Linked DNA regions of Homo sapiens: region 1 is linked to region 2. The links are chromatin loops, found by intact Hi-C in ENCODE. Cell type or tissue: mammary epithelial cell. All regions are shown on one strand. Each heading gives the region's core, and the rest is flanking DNA. Links, peaks and the distances in the headings are about the cores only.

Evidence for each region. A loop is a pair of places that touch in the nucleus more often than their neighbours do. Peaks named below come from ENCODE experiments on the same cell type or tissue, not always from the same donor. Only the 100,000 strongest peaks of a DNase experiment are listed, where the experiment ranks them.
Region 1: a loop joins it to region 2, with 11 times the contacts of the local background. A loop is called at or near these places in 10 of 110 quality-filtered maps.

What each region holds. Positions count from the first base shown.
Region 1 is chr1:17,044,912-17,047,825 of GRCh38, forward strand. All of the region lies in intron 1 of SDHB (succinate dehydrogenase complex iron sulfur subunit B), which reads right to left. Among named protein-coding and RNA genes, the nearest start is that of SDHB, 7.7 kb to the right of the region's middle. In mammary epithelial cell, for the core only: a CTCF peak has its summit at 1,368 (motif pointing left); no DNase peak of the experiment used is centred there.
Region 2 is chr1:16,895,294-16,898,208 of GRCh38, forward strand. It overlaps RNU1-2 (RNA, U1 small nuclear 2), which reads left to right and starts at 687; the gene lies at 687-850. RefSeq lists enhancers at 49-982, 983-1,915 and a silencer at 725-804. In mammary epithelial cell, for the core only: no CTCF peak of the experiment used is centred there; DNase peaks (open chromatin) are centred at 928, 1,341, 1,678, 2,526 and 1 weaker place; H3K4me3 peaks cover 132 bases; H3K27ac peaks cover 801 bases.

The sequences.
Region 1 (2,914 bases), core at 1-2,500, 150 kb after region 2:
AAAGGAAAAAAAAATTAGAAATACAAGATAATTCCATTTTGCTGGCACAACAGATGTAACGCTGGATATAAACTCACACATTACTGACACATAATCTTCTTAGAAAAGGCAGGCATTCAATATCCAACAAGTATTAAGCACCTATCATATGCTAATATATCAGACATGGTATTAGGGGCTAGTGACACAGCACTTAATACACAAAAACCTTCATCTTCACAGAACTTACTTTGTAGTGAACAAGAGTTAAATTAAACATTCACGATGAATATAAAGAGCGATACTGTTGGGAAAGTACAGGGAGCTCTGGATGAATACAGCAGAGACTTCAATGAGTGAAGAGTCAGAGAAGGCTTCCTCACATGTCATCTAAGTGGAGGCTTGACAAACCAGAATTAAGGGGAAGGAGTGTGGGGTGTGGTCTGAGGGTGGTGGCTCATGCCTGCAGTCTCAGCACTTTGGGAGGCAGAAGTGAGAGAATTGCTTGAGCCCATGAGTTTGAGAGCAGTCTGGGAAACATGGCAAAACCCCATCTCTACAAAAAATAAAAAAATTAGCTGGGTGTCGTAGTGTGCGTCTCAGGAGGCAGAAGTGGGAGGACTGCTTGGGCCCGAGAGGTTGAGGCTGCAGTGAGCCAAGATCATGCCACTGCACTCTAGCCTGGGCAACAGAGTGAGACTCTTTTTCAAAAATACAAAATAAAAAAGAAAAAAAGAAAGAAAAGACTATACTCCAGGACTGCTAATTTTTAAAATAAACTGATATAGAAAAGTAAAAACTCGGAAGGTTAATTGACTAATTACAAAAAGATGCAGTGGTGTTTATTACTGAGGCAGGAGAACAGGGTTTAGAGACAGGGAGTCTTCACTACAGCCTCTGATTCGTCTCGGGCCAAGTCTTCATTTGCATAGGGTGTAACTAATAGGAAACCCGTACAGGGTACTTTAATCCCAGAAGACTGTGCAGCTGGGGCTCTTGAACCACTTGCTCAATCCCACTCCTACTCTATGGAGTGTACTTTCATTTCAATAAATCTATGCTTTCGTCTTCTGTTGCTTTGCTTGTGTGTTTTGTCCAATTTTTTGTTCAACATGCTAAAAACCTTGACGACTTGTGGTCAAGACCGTCTACCAGTAACATTATTTCTTGGTAAAGTGTCCCGTATTAACTGAAGCTGAAAATACAAACATCAGCTAACAGTAGAAAAGAAGAAAATATATGAAGAAAATGAAAGTTAAGATGAAAGCTATGTTTTACCTTATCACCAAGCTGGCTAAAATCATCAACAAAAGGAAAGCCATTTCTACAAATGTTTTTCACCGGGAACCCCATTTTGTAAACTGACATGAACATCTAATGCCACCTTGTGGTATTTGGGAGGAAGTGAGAGGAAAGATTCCTGAAGGTATCAACTCCAGTGGACTTTGCTTGCTTAATGTCCCATTTTTTTTTTGGTCTTTTTTCTGTGAGATTTAATAAGGTATAATTCATTATAATAAAATTCACTAATTTTAAGGGTATAATGAGTTTTGACAAAGCAATGTAATCCTACCACAATTACAACAGAGTATTTCCATCCAAAAAGGTCTTTTGTGCCCTTGATGGCAAACATAAGTCCCCTTTTCCTACCCTTAGCAACTGATCAGCTATCATCACGAGTCTGCCTTTTACAGAATTCATATAAATGGCATCATACGGTACGTAGTCTCATGTCTAGCTTCTTTCACTCAACATAATGCTTCTGAGATTCATATGTTACTGCATATAACCATAGTTAAATGCTTTTTTAAAAAATTAAACTATTTATTTATTTATTTATCTTTGAGACTGAGTTTTGCTCTTGTTGCCCAGGCTGGAGTGCAATGGTGCAATCTTGGCTCACCACAACCTCCGCCTCCCCGGTTCAAGCAATTCTCCTGCCTCAGTCTCCCGAGTAGCTGGGATTACAGGCATGTGCTACCAGGCCCGGCTAATTTTGTATTTTTAGTAGAGATGTGGTTTGTCTATGTTGGTCAGGGTAGTCTCAAACTCCCAACCTCAGGTGATCTGCCTGCCTTGGCCTCCCAAACTGCTAGGATTACAGGCGTGAGCCACCGTGCCTGGCCAACCTTTTTATTTTTTAATAATTATAGATTCATATGCATTTATAGAAAATAATACTGAGGCCAGGTGCAGTGGCTCACACCTGTATCCCAGTACTTTGGGAGGCCAAGACAGACGAATCACTTGAGGTCAGGAGTTCAAGACCAGCCTGGCCAACATGGTGAAACTCCGTCTCTACTAAAGATACAAAAATTAGCCCGGTGTGGTGGCACATGTCTGTAATCCCAGCTACTCGGGAGGCAGAGGCAGGAGAATCGCTTGACCCTGGGAGACGGAGATTGCAGTGAGCCAAGATTGCGCCACTGCACTCCAGCCTGGGTGACAGAGTGAGACGCTGTTTCAAAGAAACAAAACAAAACAAAAAGAAGAAAATAATACTGAGACTCCACATACTCTTCTCACCTGTAATCCCAGCACTTTGGGAGGCTGAGGTTGGGAAATCACCTGAGATCAGGGATTCAAGACCAGCCCAGCCAACATGGTGAAACCCCGTCCCTACTAAAAATACAAAAAAACGAATTAGCAGGGTGTGGTGGCGTGTGCCTGTAATCCCAGCTACTAGGGAGGCTGAGGCAGGAGAATGGCTTGAACTTGGGAGGTAAAGGTTGCAGTGAGCTAAGACTGTGCCACTGTATACCACCCTGGGTGACAAAGTGAAACTCAAGCTAAAAAAAAAAAAAAAAGAGAGAGAGTTTTGCTCTGTCACTGATTGTGCAGTGGCATGATCACAGCTCACTGCAGCCTCAACCTTCTGGACTCAAGCGATCCTCCCATCTCAGCTTCCCCAGTAGCTAGGACTACAGGCATGCGC
Region 2 (2,915 bases), core at 191-2,690:
AAAAAAACCTACAAGATTCATGAAACTGGACAACTGTCTTTATAACATTACCAGTGATAAAACCAGTAAGGAAGGCTGGTTTGCAGTCATCTGAGCAGCCTCTTTACTTTCATAAACATGGTTTCTCTCGGCTTCCAATTGCAAGTGGAATGCTGCATCACAGGGATAAAGATGTGAAGAGAACCGGTTTCTTCTGTAATCCGAAACATTCTAGTCTGCGAATTAAAAGCCATTATTTGAAGAAGGATGCCCCGGCTCCATCTGGCCACCGAAAGGTTGCTCCTTAACACAGGCTAAGGACCAGCTTTTTTGGGAGAGAACAGACGCAGGGGCGGGAGGGAAAAAGGGAGAGGCAGACGTCACTTCCTCTTGGCGGCTCTGGCAGCAGATTGGTCAGTTGAGTGGCAGAAAAGCAGACGGGGACTGGGCAAGGCACTGTCGGTGACATCACGGACAGGGCGACTTCTATGTAGATGAGGCAGCGCAGAGGCTGCTGCTTCGCCACTTGCTGCTTCGCCACGAAGGAGTTCCCCTGCCCTGGGAGCGGGTTCAGGACCGCGGATCGGAAGAGAGAATCCCAGCTGTGTGTCAGGGCTGGAAAGGGCTCGGGAGTGCGCGGGGCAAGTGACCGTGTGTGTAAAGAGTGAGGCGTATGAGGCTGTGTCGGGGCAGAGCCCGAAGATCTCATACTTACCTGGCAGGGGAGATACCATGATCACGAAGGTGGTTTTCCCAGGGCGAGGCTTATCCATTGCACTCCGGATGTGCTGACCCCTGCGATTTCCCCAAATGTGGGAAACTCGACTGCATAATTTGTGGTAGTGGGGGACTGCGTTCGCGCTTTCCCCTGACTTTCTGGAGTTTCTAAAAGTAGACTGTACGCTAAGGGTCATATCTTTTTTTGTTTTGGTTTGTGTCTTGGTTGGCGTCTTAAATGTTAATCCTACAGTGGAGGGCTGGCGAATAGGAAGTAACATGTCGCCTGCACGCCATAGGAGAAAAAGCGAGCATCAGCCGTATCGGCTTTGTAACACAAATTAGCTATCGTGAAGTCCGCTCAGCTCTTCCCTTTCTACCCTGGCTGCTTTTTGCAGGGATTGGTCCGTGGTCTCCAGTCTCTTGGGTTCTCACCCTGTGTGAAAATCTTCCTGTTTTTCCCTACCCCCCAAGTCACCTCTTACACAGCCTCTGCTTCCAAGCGCAGCCCCCACAGGAGTTTGTAGGATTTCTGTGCTAGCGGGGAGTGTGTTCTCACCTCATAGAGCCAGGTAGAAACTACGCAGATGGGTGCTGTTCTCCAGGAAGAAAGCAGGGCCTTTGGGGCTCTCAGTGTCCCCGTTGGGTTGTAGACATAACACGCTTACTTTGCGTAGGGGAACGGCTCTGCCGGCCCCCAGGTGCCCTCGCGCATATTCATGGAGGCCCGTAGGTCAGAACCGCAGTCTCACCTGTCTTGGCGGAAATGCCCTGCGATCCTCCCGGAGATAGAAGGCGGGAAGTTTTATGAGGAGCCAGGTACAGTTTCCCTACTATCTCCGGCAGTTCATATATCTAGTGTTTCTTCAGACTTTATTTAAGCGACAGCTTCTTGTTTGATGTCTCGCTCCCACATCCTACATCCATTGCCAGGCAACTTTCTAGATAGCACCCAGACCCATCCTTCCCACCCCCAAGCAGCCGTTTCCTATTTCTGGTGCCAGTGTCCTCCCCAGTCCCTCTTTCTTCAGGCCCTCGCTTATCACCTTCATGGACAGAAAATACTTAGCTCTCTCTCAACCTGCGGTTTATACCTGACACGCGTCAGTACCCTGACAAATTCCTTAATACCCTTTCTCAAATGGCACTGAAAATGCATTTCTTTTTAACTCCCAGAAGTATCTAATTGGTTTTGTCCCTGAACTACATGAATACTAGTATTCCACTACAGAGGAAAACCCCAGGCCTAGCGATGGCGGTTCTGGGCATTGTGCCAGCCTCTCCCAGGGTATGTTTTCTGACATCACCTACTTTTGATCAACTGAGGTCAGGAGTTCGAGACCACCCTGACCAACATGGCGAAACTCCGTCTCTACTAAAAATAAAAATAAAAATAAATTGCCGGGCATGGTGGTGTGGGTCTGTAATCCCAACTACTCGGGAGGCTGAGGCAGGAGAATCGCTTGAACCCGGCAGGCGGAGGTTACAGTGAGCCGAGATCGTGCCATTGCACCCCAGCCTGGGCAATAGAGTGAGACTCTGTCTCAAAAAAAAAAAAAAAAAAATTAGTCCATCTGAGACATTGTTGTTGGAGACAGTAGAATCCTGCATCCAACAGGCACTTGGTGCAGATCTGAACCCATTGAGCTATTGGCTCATGTTCCCTATGTTCTATTAAGTATCATGAGCAGAAATTGAGCTCTTTGGCTTTTACCCACTGAGTATGGCTATAGGACAGGTCTCTCTCTCTCTCTCTCTCTCTCTCTCTCTCTCTTTCTCATTATTTGCATCATTATTTTTTGCCATCAGTGTGGGTTTTTGGTTTTGAGGCTATGAAGTGAATTTCTGGGGACAATCTCTGTTGGGTCGTGTTGACAAGGATCCAGTCCCTGTTTGGTGATACATGACAGCTAATCTGGTCTGTGAGTCTTCTTTATTGTCTATTTATTGTCCTGAGAATAATGGTATTTCCTGAAATTTGAGACTGCAGCAATGATAAGTTGTTCAGATCTTGTCTTTCCAATGTTTGGTAAAAATTTTATAGGCCCAATTGTTGTCAATATCTGCAAGAGTGGCATCTCTATTACAAGAGTGATCTTACTACTCAATGTCCCCCCTCCCACCCAACTTCATTTCCTAGGGGCTCTTGGCTTTAACGAATTTACTGTATCTAAAAGACATCTTAGTACAGGAAGAAAACTAAATCTGTAGCATGTAAG